2 separate regions of the Homo sapiens genome follow, and region 1 is linked to region 2. The links are chromatin contacts, found by Hi-C or POLR2A ChIA-PET in ENCODE. All regions are on one chromosome and are shown on one strand. The core of a region is the stretch at or near the end of the contact, and the rest is flanking DNA. Distances in the headings are between cores, read along the strand shown.

Region 1 (7,372 bases), core at 861-3,360, 100 kb before region 2:
CCCTCCCAGCTGCCATTAGCCAGTGGGAGTGGGCCACCCAGGGCCCGAGACACCTGCCAACCTAATGACTTTCCTCCTTATGGTTGACGGTTACTTGCCTCTATTTGGGGAAAACAGATACATCTTCTCAAGAATTTACTCATTCTCGAAATGCAAATCAAAACCACAATGAGATAACATCTCACACTAGTCAGAATGGCTATTATCAAAAAGTCAAAAAATAACAGATGCTGGCAAGGAGAAAAGGGAAGCTTATATGCTTCTGGTGGGAATGAAATTAGTTCAGCCATTGTAGAAAGCAGTGTGGTGATTTCTCAAAGAACTTAAAATAGAATTACCATTGACCCAGCAATCGCATTACTAGGTATATACCCAAAGGGATATAAATCATTCCGTCATAAAGACACATGCATGCCTATGTTCACTGCAGCACTATTCACAATAGCAAAGACATGGGATCAACCTAAATGCCCATCATTGGTAGACTGGATGAAGAAAATGTGGTACATATATACCATGGAATACTATGCAGCCATAAAAAAATGAGATCATGTTCTTTGTAGCAACATGGATGGAGCTAGAGATCATTGTCTTAAGCGAACTAACGCAGGAACAGAAAACCAAATACCACATGGGCTCACTTATAAGTGGGAGCTGAACATTGAGTACACAAGGACACAAAGAAGGGAACAACAGACACCCAGGCCTACTTGAGGGTGGAGGGTGGGAGGAGGGAGAGGATAGAAAAACTACCTATGAGTACTATGCTTATTTCCTGAGTGACAAGATAATCTATATACCAAACTCCGGTGACATGCAGTTTACCTGAAATGTAACCCCTGAACCTAAAATAAAAGTTTAAAAAGAAGGATTGATAGCCAGGCGCAGTGGTTCATGCCTGTAATCCCAGCACTTTGGGAGGCCAAGATGGGCGGATCACCTGAGGTCAGGAGTTCAAGACCAGCCTGGCCAACATGGAGAAACTCCGTCTGTACTAAAAATATGAAAAAATTAGCTGGGCGTGGTGGAACACACCTGTAATCGCGGCTACTCTGGAGGCTGAGGCAAGGAGTTACTTCAACCCGGAAGGCGGAGGTTGCAGTGAGCCGAGATCACGCCACTGCACTCCTGCCTGGGTGACAGAGCAGGACTCCGTCTCAAAAAAAAAGAATAGAAAAGAAAAAAAGAAAGAAGGATCGATTCCTTCTCAAAATGACCTCTCTTCAAACCAGCTCAGGCACCATGAGTTCTCTGAAGTGAGACAAAAATCCAAAGCCTCTGCACTCCCAGGTCTTCATGGAGATGCTTCATGCTCTTGGCAACCCTCTTCTCTCAGGGCAGATTAACCCGGGAACACAGGGGACTCGCAGACAGTGGAAAATGTTGCAGACAGATAAACCACAGCATGCTGGGGCTGCCTGAGGGGAGGGCTGGAAGGGGCTCTGCATGCATGAGAATTGCAGTTCTTTATTCTTCTTAATACTTTATTCCACAGCAGCCAGAGTGCACAGACAGGAGATAGATAGATAGCTGGGAAGAGAGAGAGAGAGAGACAGAGAAGATAACGGTAAACAGCGGAGACACAGCCCGTATCACACCCCACCATGGCAAAGGCACCCTCTGTCGTACACCCAGCCTGCCCACTGGGTTCTGGGCTGAGGGTGTTGCCAGCATCCACATCCGCAGGAAGTGGGCTCTGAAGGCCAAGGAGCACAAAGATGCCTCCTCAGTAAAGACAGTAATCTGGTCACCCTCCTCAGAAGTCACCCCCAGGATGGAGCAGCTCAGCTCCTTAGCTTCCCTCTCAAATGGATGAAGTTAAGGTCCTGCCTAACCACCCCCAACACACACACACACACACACACACACACACACACACACACACACACAGCTGAGCAGTATCCTGGCTTGGGTCACGGATGGGTGACCCTTTGTTCCCACCCCCCCATCTCAGAATGAGTGATGTGCTTTCTGCCTCCACCCTCTCTCTCCTCCCCAGGAAAGAGGTTTCCAGAGCTGCTAGTTAGCCATAAAAAAAAGCAACCCTTCCACCCAGGTTCAATCTTTTACTCGAGGATTCTGTTTCCATGGCAACCAAGCCTACAAGGCCTCAGCAGTGATCTGTTCTCTGGCAAGGGGAACACGGGAAAGGCTGCCCTGGGAACAGCTGAGTTAAGGCTGACTGTGCCCTGTGTGTATCAAAGGAAGGGTCTCTCCAGCTTGTGGACAAGAGACCTAATGGTTCCCCCGGTGACCCTCTCCAGGGAGCAAAAGCAAACACTGTCCCAGAGCTGCCTTGCTAACATTTCTGGCTCCTTTTTCTTTCCCCTCCCACTTCCACCCTCCTCCTTCCCCTGCACACCCCTACAGGCCCCCACTCATGCCTTAAGGCTCTGCAGAGCCCTATAGATGCACCCTAGGCTAGAGATGACACCCTTGCTACCCAAAGACAATGTTTGACAGAAAGCAATGAAACTACCTAAGATCTGTTTAAATGGGTCTAGGATGGTTCATTGGAATCAGTGGTTGTCAGCCAGAGTAATGTTGACTTCCTTCCCAGGGTACAATGGGCAATGTCTGGAGACATTTTTGATTGTTAGGACTGGGGCTTAGGTGGGCAGGGAGAGGAATGGAGGTACTGACATCTCATGGGCAGAGCTGGGGATGCTGCTGAACATTCTAAAATGCACAGGACAGCTTCACCAAAGAATTGTCTATCTGAGCCAGGCACAGTGGCTCACACCTGTAATCTCAGTGCTTTGGGAGGCCAAGGCAGGAGGACTGCTTGAGCCCAGGAGTTCAAGACCAGCCTGGGCAACATAGAAAGACACTGTCTCTACAGATAATTTCAAAAATTAGCCAAGCACGGTGGCATGTGCCTGTGGTCCTAGCTACTTGGGTGGCTAAGGCAGGAGGATCACCTGAGCCCAAGAGGTCAAGGCTGCAGTGAGCTATGAGCATGCCACTGCACTGCAGCCCGGGCAACAGAGTGAGACCCTGTCTCAAATAATAAATGAATTAAATAAATAAATAAATAAATAAATAGGAAAAAAAAAGAATTATCTGGCCCAAAATGTCAATAGGGCCATGGGCTCAACAGCTTATGAACTGTATTTCTATAAATAAATAAATACTCATAGGACATTGGCTATCCATCATGAAAGATGGCCTATTTGAGGAAAGGTATTTTTTTTTAATGAAACCTGCTTGGAGAATCTTTACAAAGATCCCACTCCACTGGGATGTGAAAGAAAGTGTTAGATTCCAGGTCCTGTCATGTGGATTAAGGTTAAATCTAAAACTGATTCAAGAGTTTCGAGGCTGGGGTCTACAGTCTCCTCAGGATCAAGGAACTGGCTGAAACTGTGTACAGAATGTCTGTCTGTGCATCTTTGAGTGGAATGAGCTCATAACTTTCATCAGATTTTCGAAGGGGGAAGTGACTCAGAAAAGTTTGAAAACCAGCCATCTAGATCCCATTAGCTCTTCCCTGCACTCTACAGCCTCTGTCTGTCTTCAGTCGTAATTTCTTCTCACCTAGCATCCTGCCATGGTCCCACTTCTCCCCTAACCCTGAGTCCACAGAGCCCACGGTCCTCCTCTCTTTGATAGTCTCAAAGAGGAGATATCGTTGCCCTAACAGACACGAATAGACATGTGGACACCTTCCCAGCCCCAGAATCCGACCTAGGCCCTACCCAAACTATGCAGCAGAGACATACCTGGTTTACCTTGACTTCATTCGGATTGGTCACTCGGTCCAGGCCGTAGTCCAGCACATTGTCCATTCCAGGCTAAATGGAATAAAAACAACATAAGGTCATTACAGGGAGAGTCTCCAGTTTCTGGTTAACTGTGGGTCTTGGTTAATCTGCCAATTGTGAGATTGAGCTGAGAAGAGCTTGTGGCCTAGCCCATGGGAAGCTTTGAGTGGGTGTAAACCCTCCAGGTGAGCTGTTGAGCTTCATGAGGGCTGTTATGCCTCCCAGTATCCCCAGCACCTAACATAGTGAGATGGAAGGATGGAGGGAGAGAAGGATGGGTAGATGCGTGGGTGGGTGGATGGATGGAAAAATGGACAGGTGGTTGGCATCCCCAGCACCATAGTGGGATGCATGGATAAGTGGATGGATGAATAGGTAAATGGGTGGCGGGTAGATGGTTGATGGGTGGGTGAGTGGATGGATGGATGGATGGATGGCCAGACAGATGAATGGCATTCCCAGCACCAGAGTTGGATGGGTGGCAGGAAAGAGGGAAGGAGAGGGGGATGGGTGGATGGATGAATGAATAGGTAAATGGGTGGTAGGTGGATGGTGGGTGGGTGAATAAACGGATGGATGGATGGGTGGATGGATGGATGGATGGATGGACGGACAGATAAATGGCATCCCCAGCACCATAGTGAGATGGATGAATGGAGGGATGGAAGGATGGATGGATGGATGGATGGATGGATGGATGGATGGACAAACAAATGAATGGCATCCCCAGCACCATAGTGAGATGGATGGATGAAGGAATGGAATGGTGTACGAATGGATGGAGGAAGGGAAGGAGGGATGGATGGATGAATGGGTGGTAGGTGGATGGTGAGTGGATGGGTGAAGAGATGGATGGATGGATGGATGGATGGATGGACAGATGAATGGCAAACTCAGCACCATAGTGGGATGTATAGATGGAGGGATGGATGCATGGATGAATGGGTAAATTTGTGGTAGATGGATGGTGAATGGATAGGTGAAGAGATAGACGGATGGGTGGATGGGTGGATGGATGGATGGATGGATGGATGGATGGATGGATGGATGGTTGAGTGAGTAGATGGATGGATGAGTGAGTGGGCATATGGATGGGTAACATTCAGGCTCCAAAAGAGTTCACTGAGACTAATACATGGGCTTCCTGACTCTTCCCACAGTGCTCCTTCCCCACACTCTGTGGTTTCATCTTGGGCTTGGCGGGAAAAGTGAAGTGACAGAGCAGTGCTTTGGGAAAGTCCAGGCTTGTCAGGCACGTCTGGGTGCCACTCCTGGTTCTGCCACTTCCCAGCTGTGCAGAAGATCTTGGAAAACACTCCTTGTCTTGGCACTCACTAACCTCTCTAAGAAACAGAGAAGAATCCTCCTACGTGGCAGGTTCTTGTGAAGATTTAACAAGATAGGGTGTGAAGCTCTCCACAGAAGGTAGCTATTGCTGAGCAAGGGGTTGTATTCATTTTAAGATTACATATGTAAAAGAATGGCCCAAAACTGGGACTGTAATCTCTGTTAGTTCCCTTTGCCAGCAGGTAACCCAGCTCTCCAGAAAATCTTACTTGGTCTCTCTCAACTCCTTGACTCTTTGAGACCAATAATTTGGGTCTTTCACTTCCCCTGATGCAGGTGTGATGCCAGGCATCCACCCATTGCTCAGCACATGTGACCAACCAGGTTGGCTACACTGAAGCAGAGAGTTGGGAAGCAACTGGGCTTTCTTGCCATCAAATTCAGCCTCATCCATGGGATCAGACTGGGTTTTAGCTCAGATGTAAGACTGCCAGATAAAATGTAGGAAGCCCAGTTAATTTAAGATAAATGGCAAATAATTTCTGTCCCAATATTTTGATGCTTATTATATATTTATACTAAATATACAAAATACATTTTACATAAAAATTATTTGTTGTTTATCTGAAATTCAAATTCAACCAAATTTCCTGTATTTTATTTGCTAAATCTAGCAACCTAGCTCACCGGGCTACCATGGAGGCAAATATGTGCAGACAAGACGACACAGGGAAGAGAAAGGAAAAGGCAATAGAAAGTGGGTGGGGAGGAGGACAGGGAAAGGGAATGGCCATCCTTACCCTAGTTGTTACAAGTGGATCTTGATCAGCAAATATCTATGGGGCACTTCTTATGTGCCGGACATTGTGCTGAGCCCTGGGGAGCCCATGGTGAGTGTGCCCCGAGACCACTGCTCCCCAGCAGGCATTACTGAGGCACTCCCAGTCTCAAGGGGGAGGTAGCCACTCAGCAATTAATCACACAAAGGATAAATTAGAGTTGAGACAGGTGTCTTGAAGGGATAACACCATGGGATCTAACCTCACATGGCAGGGGCTCAGCAGAGTCAGTGCCTTTGCCAAAAAGGGTTCTAGGAGTTGCCCCCTGAATCTGGTATGGAGAAATCCCCCTGCATAACTGAAGGCAGACTTCATACACACACTTTGGCACGTTCACACACTCTCACACTCACACTCACACACCCACACACTCTCATACATACATATGCACACTCACACATGCTCACATACATACATGCCCTGACACACTGGCACACTCACACACGCATGCTCACATACATGCACACACCTACACATACTCCCACATGTACATATGCACACTCACACACACTCACATACACACATGTCCTGACACACACACACACACACACATTAATATGGTTTGGTTCTGTGTTCCCACCCAAATATCATCTTGAACTGTAATCTCCATAATCCCCAGGGATTGAGGGAGAGACCTGGTGGGAGGTGACTGGATTATGGGGGTGGTGTCCCCCATGCTGTTCTCATGATAGTGAGTTCTCATGAGATCTGATGGTTTTATAAGTGTCTGACAGTTCCTCTTTCACATACTCGCTCTCTCTCGCCTGCCACCATGTCAGATGTGCCTTTTCCCGTTCCGCCATGATTGTAAGTTTCCTGAGACTTCCCCAGCCATGCAGAACTGTGAGTCAATTAAACCTCTTTCCTTTATAAATTACCCAGTCTTGCGTATTTCTTTATAACACTATGAGAATGAATACACAAAAACATGCTCACATACATGCACACACATATGCATGCTCACACATAACACATTCACACACTCACACACGTGCATACTGACACATATATGTTTACATGCATGCACAAACCTAGGCACACTCACATATACATATGCACACTCACACTCACATACATGCTCACTTACATGTACACATCTACACACTCTCACACATACATACATATTCTCACATACATGCACACCTTGACACGCCAACACACTGACATACATGCTCACACACATGCACACATGTACACACACTCGCACACATACATTCACACACTCACTCACATACATGCACACCCAGACATACTGACATGCACTCACACTCACACACAGCCTGTGCTCATGATGCCCTACAACCAGTGTCTGGCTGCTATTCCACAGGCGCTCACTGCCTCGGTGACTTCGGTGTGGTCATCTGCTCAAGTCTTGAATTCGTTATCTAGTTCTTTCCTTCCAATGTGCCCCAGGCTCTGATATAAATTTGGTTGCCCCAGTGCTCAACAGTGCACTGCATAACTGAGATAGAGTCCTCTATG
Region 2 (6,790 bases), core at 4,144-6,643:
TTTCCAGCTTCATCCATGTCCCTGCAAAGGACATGAAAGAGTTCACTCTTAGTCCATCTGTCTTCTCATTCTTCGTGCTCTTCAAGCTGACCTCACTCATCCCATCATGGTTAACCACCCTTACGTGTTGATGACCTCCAAGTCTCTCCTTTCCAGCCCTACCTACTCTCCAATCTTCTAATCAAGTGCTGTGCAATAGACCTTGCTGTAATAATGAAAATGTTCTATAAATTGGGCTGTCCAATATGGTAGCCACTAGCCACATGTGGCTACTGGGCACTTAAAATGTGGTTAATGGCCAGGCATGGTGACTCACACCTATAATTCCAGCACTTTGGGAGGTTGAAGTGAGAGCCCGGGAGTAGAGACCAGCCTGGGCAACATAGTGAGACCTCATCTCTATATATTAAAAAAAAAGAGAAAGAGAAAAGGAATGTGGCTAGTGTGTTTAAGGAACTGAGTTTTAGATGTTATTTAATTTTAATTTTAATAGCTACAGGGCCGGCTCAAGCCTGTAATCCCAACACTTTGGGAGGCTGAGGCAGGTGGATCACAAAGTCAGGAGTTCGAGACCACCCTGGCCAACCTGGTGAAACCTCATCTGTACTAAAAATACAAAAATTAGCTGGGTGCGGTGGTGGGTGCCTGTGATCCCGGCTACTCAGGAGACTGAGGCAGGAGAATTGCTTGAACCCGGGAGGCAGAGGTTGCAGTGAGCCGAGATTGCATCACTGCATTCCAGCCTGGGAGACAGAACAAGACTCCATCTCAAAGAAAACAAAAAAATTAAAAATTAAAAAAATCAATAGCTACAAGTGGCTAGTGGCTACTGTATTGGACAGTACAGTTGTAGACCTACATTGCCAACTGCCTGGGGACATCTTGATTAGGATGTCTCTCTGGCTCCTCAACAAGTCCCAAACTGAGCTTATTAGCATCACACTCTCCCCTACCTTCGCCTCCATGCCCTTGAGCAAAATGAAAACCTTCTCTTTCTCTTGATTTCTCTTCCTGAGTTGACAGCATCAACACTCATGCCTTTACCCAAACCCTAAACTTCTAGACTTCCAGGCTCTTCCTTTTCACTCATCTTCTATAATTATGTGGTCAATTCTCCCTCCTAAATTTCTTGTAGCTCCATCCTTGCCTTTCCAAACCTTCTCAGAGGCTTGAGTTCAGAATCAAAGCTTCTCTTGTCAGGCTATCACCAATTCCCTACACCCAGCCTCCGCCAAGCCACCAGCAGACCTCTGAGCTGGACAGCTTTCCTTTGCTTCTCCGGATGTCCTCTCCATCTCCACCCTTCCATCCTGATGTCCTAGTAGCTGGTTTCTATAGACCCTGTCACCTGGACTTCTTTGCTCTTGGACTTCCAACTGGGTCAGGAAGACTGGAGGGTGGGAAGAGGTTGGCGCATCTAACCACTGAGCTCCTAGGGTTATTGGTAGCTGCCTTCCTCTACCAAAGCCCATGTCCATGAGGTGGCCACTCCTACAGCTACGGGATTCTGGTTCTCACTCTTTTCACTTGCTGCTTCCAGCCTAGATGCAGTAAGAGTTCCCTGCTGTGGTTCTGCTGGGGCACTGCGCCGCCCTTTGTTGTTTCCCTAATCACGTCTCAATCCCCCCGCGCACCACCCCCCCAACTTTTTTTTTTGAGACAGGATCTCACTCTTGCCCAGGCTAGAGTACAGTTGCACAATCATGGCTCACCGTAGCCTCGACCCCTGGGTTCAAGTGATCCTTCCAACTCAGCCTCCCAAGTAGCTGGGACAACAGGTGTGTACCACAACACCCAGCTGAGTTTTTTTGTTTTTGTTTTTGTTTCTTTTTAATTTTTAGAGATGAGGGTCTCACTATGTTTCCCAGGCTGGTCTTGAACTCCAGGGCTCAAGCAATCCTCCCACCTTGGCCTTCCAAAGTTAGAATTACAGGCATGAACCACCTTGCCCAGCCCTTCTCAAGTCTTTATTCATGGTCCGTTTATTAAACTCTCCTTGGTTGCCCAGATTCAGTGTGTTATCCATTTCTTCTGGGACTTGATTGATATTTCCAAGCCTTGAAATGCCTCCTCGTCACCCACAGGAGACAAATAAAGCCTGTGCTTCTTTGAAGAGCACCTGAAGCCACTTATGATCTGTTTCCTGCTTGCTCTTTCCACTTCATCTCCCACCTCTCCTTCTCTTGCGCTTTATAGTCCTATAATGCCAGATTGCTTATGATGCCCGGAAGGGGCCCTATTGTTTTCCACCTCCATGCCTATGCCTGCCAAACTCTTGCTTAACCTTTAAAACCCTTCTCCAGATGTTGCCTCCTCTGGGAAGTCCCCCAGGCCTTCCTTTCTGCTTCTACTGTATTTTGTTGGTATTTCCATTATTTATGACATCATGATATATTATAATTTCTTGTTTAGGTCTGTATTGTCTTTTCTGCCCATAGAGTGCCTCTTAAGGAAAGGACTAGGCCAGATGTGGTGGCTCACACCTGTAATTCTAGTGCTTTGGGAGGCTGAGGCAGAAGGTTCACTTGAGGCCAGGAGTTCAAGACTAAGCTCAGCAACATAGTGAGATTCCACCTCTACAATAAAATTTAAAAATTAGCTGGGCAGGGTATCACACACCTGCAGTCCCAGCTACTCGAGAAGCTGAGACAGGAGGATCACTTGAGCCCAAGAGGTTGAGGCTACAGGGCTACAGTAAGCCATAATCACACCACTGCACTCTAGCCCAGGTAAGAGAGTGAGATCTTATCTCTTAAAAAAAAAAAAAGTAAGGATATAAATATATATATTTATTTAATAAAATATTTATTGATCCTGGCATTCTAGGTGCTAGATAGCTAGATATATCAGTAGTGACCCCTTTCTACAAGCACTATGAGGGAAGCACTATTGTCCTTATCTTAGAGGACACCCAGAAGGCCGAGGTTGCAGTGATGTGCCAGGTTCAGAAAACTGGCAAGAGGTTTGGATTTGGTGTCAAACCAAGTCCTTCTAGCTGCACAGTTCATACTTTTGGCCACAGTTTTACGTTGCTGCAGGTCTTGCCAAGAATAGTTTTATTGGCCGGGTGCGGTGGCTCATGCCTGTAATCCCAGCACTTTGGGAGGCCGAGGCAGGCGGATCACGAGGTCAGGAGATCGAGGCCATCCTGGCTAACACGGTGAACCAGTCTCTACTAAAAATACAAAAAAATTAGCCGGGCGTGATGGTGGGCGCCTGTAGTCTCAGCTACTCGGGAGGCTGAGGCAGGAGAACGGCGTGAGCCCGGAAGGTGGAGCTTGCAGTGAGCCGAGATCGCGCCTGGGGGACAGAGCGTGACCCCGTTTCAAAAAAAAAAAAAAAAAAAGTTTTATTAAGACTGGTGTTACGGGTTGAATTGTGACCCCCTCCCACACTCACAGAAGGATATGCTGAAGTCCTGACGCCCACTGCTTCAGAATGGGCCTTATTTGGAAGGAAGGTCTTTACAGAAGTAATCAGGTTAAAATGAGGTTCAGGGCTGGGTGCAGCCGCTCAGGCCTGTAATCCCAGCACTTTGGGAGGCTGCGGCAGGAGGATCACTTCAGCCTAGGAGTTTGAGATCAGCCAGGGCAACACTGTGAGACACTATCTCAATTATATTTATAAATATATATACACACATATATGTACATATTGTTACATATTTATTGAATATATATTTATAGTTTAAATATATTTTAATATATGATATTTTTATAATATATAAAATATAAATGTAAATGTTATATATCATGTATTATATATAAATTTAACATTTTTATATAATATAATATAAACATTTATATAAGCTATATATTTATAATATATTAAATATTATATTAATATGACTATAGTTTATTGGATTTATAATATTTATTTTTCATTATATATACATATATAAGAAAAATAAAAATATTATATTAGATTTATAATATTTATTTTTCATTATATATACATATATATAAGAAAAAAAATGAGGTCGGGGGCCCTGATCTAATATGATTAGTGTCCTTGTAAACAAGGGAAATTTGGACACAGAAATACAGAAGGAAGGTGGTGTGAAGATGTGGGGAGGAGACAGCCATGTGAATAGAGAGGGGAGGGCAGTGTGAAGATGCGGAGAGGAGACAGCCATGTGAATAGAGATGTCAAGGATGCTGGCCAGCAACCGAAGCTGGAAGAGACGAGGAAGCGTTCTTAACCCAGAGCCATCGGAGAGAGTACGGCCCTGCTGACGCCTTGCATTTAGACTTCCAGGCTCCAGAACTGGGAGATAGTAAATGTCTGTTGTTTTAAGCCTCTCAGCTTTTGGTTCTTTGTTATGGCAGCCCCAGGAAATGCATACATCTGGGGAGGCTCAAGCCCCTCCTCGCTGGGAAGTGGGGGGGTGTTGGAATACTAACTGGATGTGGAGTCCCCCTGGGGCTCTACTGGGAGTGCCAAGTGGATCCTGGCAGTCACTGAGTAGGCTTCTTTGTGTGATTTTGCTCCAGCATTGACCTGACAACTCAACAATTATTTTTCTTTTTCTTTTTTTCTTAGAGACAGACTCTTGCTATGTTGCCCAGGCTGGTCTTAAATTCCTGGGCTCTTGCTCTGCATATTCTCAGTGCAATAAAAAAAAGAAAAAAAAGTGGCAGTCACCAATTTTATTTTTTGGTGTTTTTTTTTATTTTGTTTTGTTTGTTTGTTTGAAATGGAGTCTCGCTCCGTCACCCAGGCTGGAGTGCAGTGGTGCGATCTCAGCTCACTGCAACCTCTGCCTCCTGGGTTCAAGCAATTCTCCTGCCTCAGCCTCCGGAGTAGCTGGGATTACAGGCTTGCACCACCACGCTCGTCTAATTTTTGTATGTTTATTAGAGAGAGGGTTTCACCATGTTGGCCAAGCCAGTCTTAAACTCCTGACCTCAGGTGATCTGCCTGGCTCGGCCTCCCAAAGTGCTGGGATTACAGGCCTGGGCCACCGTGCCTGGCTGTAGTCACTGATTTTAAATTACGCTTCCAACTGCCTCTGGTGACCCCATAAGTCTGTGACATGCAGTAATTTGTAAACCTGAGCCCCCCCGCCCCAAGAAAGTGATCCTCAGCATGCTCAAATCCCCAGCTCCCAGCTCAGGGCCTAACACCCCACAGGCTTCCAGTGCTGGGCATTGAGTCACTAAATCCTGCTCAACTAAGGCACCAGGAGTCCGTGGAGTGCTTGCGATCTCGAAGGGTGTCAAGGAGACTGGTAGAGCTATTGTGCCCATTCCCACAGGCCAGCCCCCAGGACATATTCCAGTCTCATGCCATGGTCAAAACAAACAAGTCAAGTTTCAGGATGCTCTAGTGGGTTCTACTGACTCTTTCCCAGGGTGACTCACTGCTGCAGGGAGAGAAGCGGGCTGGGACTCAAGTGCCTGTGCTTTCTTTTTCTTTCTTCTGTCTTTCCAGGAAGCCCTTGGAACAGGATGTAAAAGCAGCACTTTCCATCCAGCCTGACATCCTGCTTCCAGATGCAGAAGGCTGAGCAGGCCACCAGGATCACATTTAAATGGCTGTGGCCATGATGTTCCAATTTGAAACCTGGACTCCACCAACTTCCATACTCATCCCTTGCTCTCAGCCCTCTCCCTCCCCTGTCCAGGTCCTCAGGATGATCTGAGAAATATGTTACACTTTTCTTCCTCGCTAGATGTCAACACGTTGGAAGGCAGGGACCTTGCCATATTAATCCTTAGGGCCTTGGGTTCTGCTGTAGTAAAGACTCAAAAAATGTTGGGTAAAATTAATTTTAAAAACAACTGGTGGCCGGGTGCGGTGGCTCACGCCTATGATCCCAGCACTTTGGGAGGCCAAGGCGGGTGGATCACCTGAGGTCAGGAGTTCGAGACCAGCCTGGGCAACATGGTGAAACCCTGTCTTTACTAAAAATACAAAAATTAGCCTGGCGTGGTGGCAGCGCCTGTAGTCCCAGCTACTTGGGAGGCTAAGACAGGAGAATTGCTTGAACTTGGGAGGCAGAGGTTGCAGTGAACTGAGATTGTGCCATTGCACTCTAGTCTGGACGACAGAGTGAAACTCTGTCTAAAAAAAAAAAAAAAAAAAAACTGGAGAGAGTCAGGCATAGTGATGCATTCCTGTGGTCCCAGCTACTTGGGAGGCTGAGATGGGAGGAGAGCTTGAGCCCCGGAATTTTTTTTTCTCTTTTCTTTTATTATTATTTATTTGTTTGTTTTTTTAATTGAAACGAGTCTCGCTCTGTCACCCAAGCTGGAGTGCAGTGGCACAATCATAGCTTACTCGAGCCCAGCCTCGATCTCCCTGGGCTCAAGTGATCCTCCCCGCTCAGCCTCCCAAATAGCTGGGACTACAGGCATGCACCACCATGCCCAGCTAATTTTCGTATTTTTTTGTAGAGACAGGGTTTCATCATGTTGCTCAGGCTGGTCTTGAACTCCTGCCCTCAAGTGGTCCTACTGCCTTGGCCTCCCAAAGTGCTGGGATTATAGGTGTGAGCCACCATGCCCTGTCATATTTTTTTCCTTTTTTATTGGACTGAGAATATGTAGAGCAAGAGCCCAGGAGTTTAAGGCCAGCCTGGGCAACATAGCAAGAGTCTAAGAAAAAAAGAAAGAAAGAAAAAAAAAAAAACAATTGTTGAGTTTTCAGGTCAATGCTGGAGCAAAATGACACAAAGAAGCCTACTCAGCTGGGGGTCTGCTGGCCACCCATCCTATCAGGGTCCCACTAGCACCACCCAGCTAGTGATCATCTTAAACAAGGACTCCACAATTTTACAGTCTCCTCA

The links. Hi-C counts contacts between places; a loop is a spot of excess contacts on that map. ChIA-PET counts read pairs that join two places held with the same protein, here RNA polymerase II (POLR2A).
Region 1: POLR2A ChIA-PET joins it to region 2 with 16 read pairs in OCI-LY7. The contact joins two enhancer-like sites. A Hi-C loop is called at or near these places in 2 of 168 maps with a recorded cell type or tissue (PC-9 and mammary epithelial cell). POLR2A ChIA-PET finds 5 or more read pairs at or near these places in 4 of 52 experiments (BJ, MCF 10A, OCI-LY7 and 1 more).

The regions. Positions count from the first base shown.
Region 1 is chr17:65,174,154-65,181,525 of GRCh38, reverse strand. RGS9 (regulator of G protein signaling 9) reads right to left here. Exons shown (of 19, transcript NM_003835.4): 9 at 3,723-3,794. It also overlaps the pseudogene ZNF848P. Among named protein-coding and RNA genes, the nearest start is that of RGS9, 40 kb to the right of the region's middle. RefSeq lists an enhancer at 192-241. Within about 2 kb of position 2,110, at least 8 of the 41 ENCODE cell types and tissues checked have a DNase peak (open chromatin) inside an H3K27ac peak, as active enhancers do.
Region 2 is chr17:65,077,199-65,083,988 of GRCh38, reverse strand. LOC105371864 (a long non-coding RNA gene) reads left to right here. Exons shown (of 3, transcript XR_934923.2): 3 at 5,434-5,834. Among named protein-coding and RNA genes, the nearest start is that of GNA13, 24 kb to the right of the region's middle. Within about 2 kb of position 5,393, at least 7 of the 41 ENCODE cell types and tissues checked have a DNase peak (open chromatin) inside an H3K27ac peak, as active enhancers do.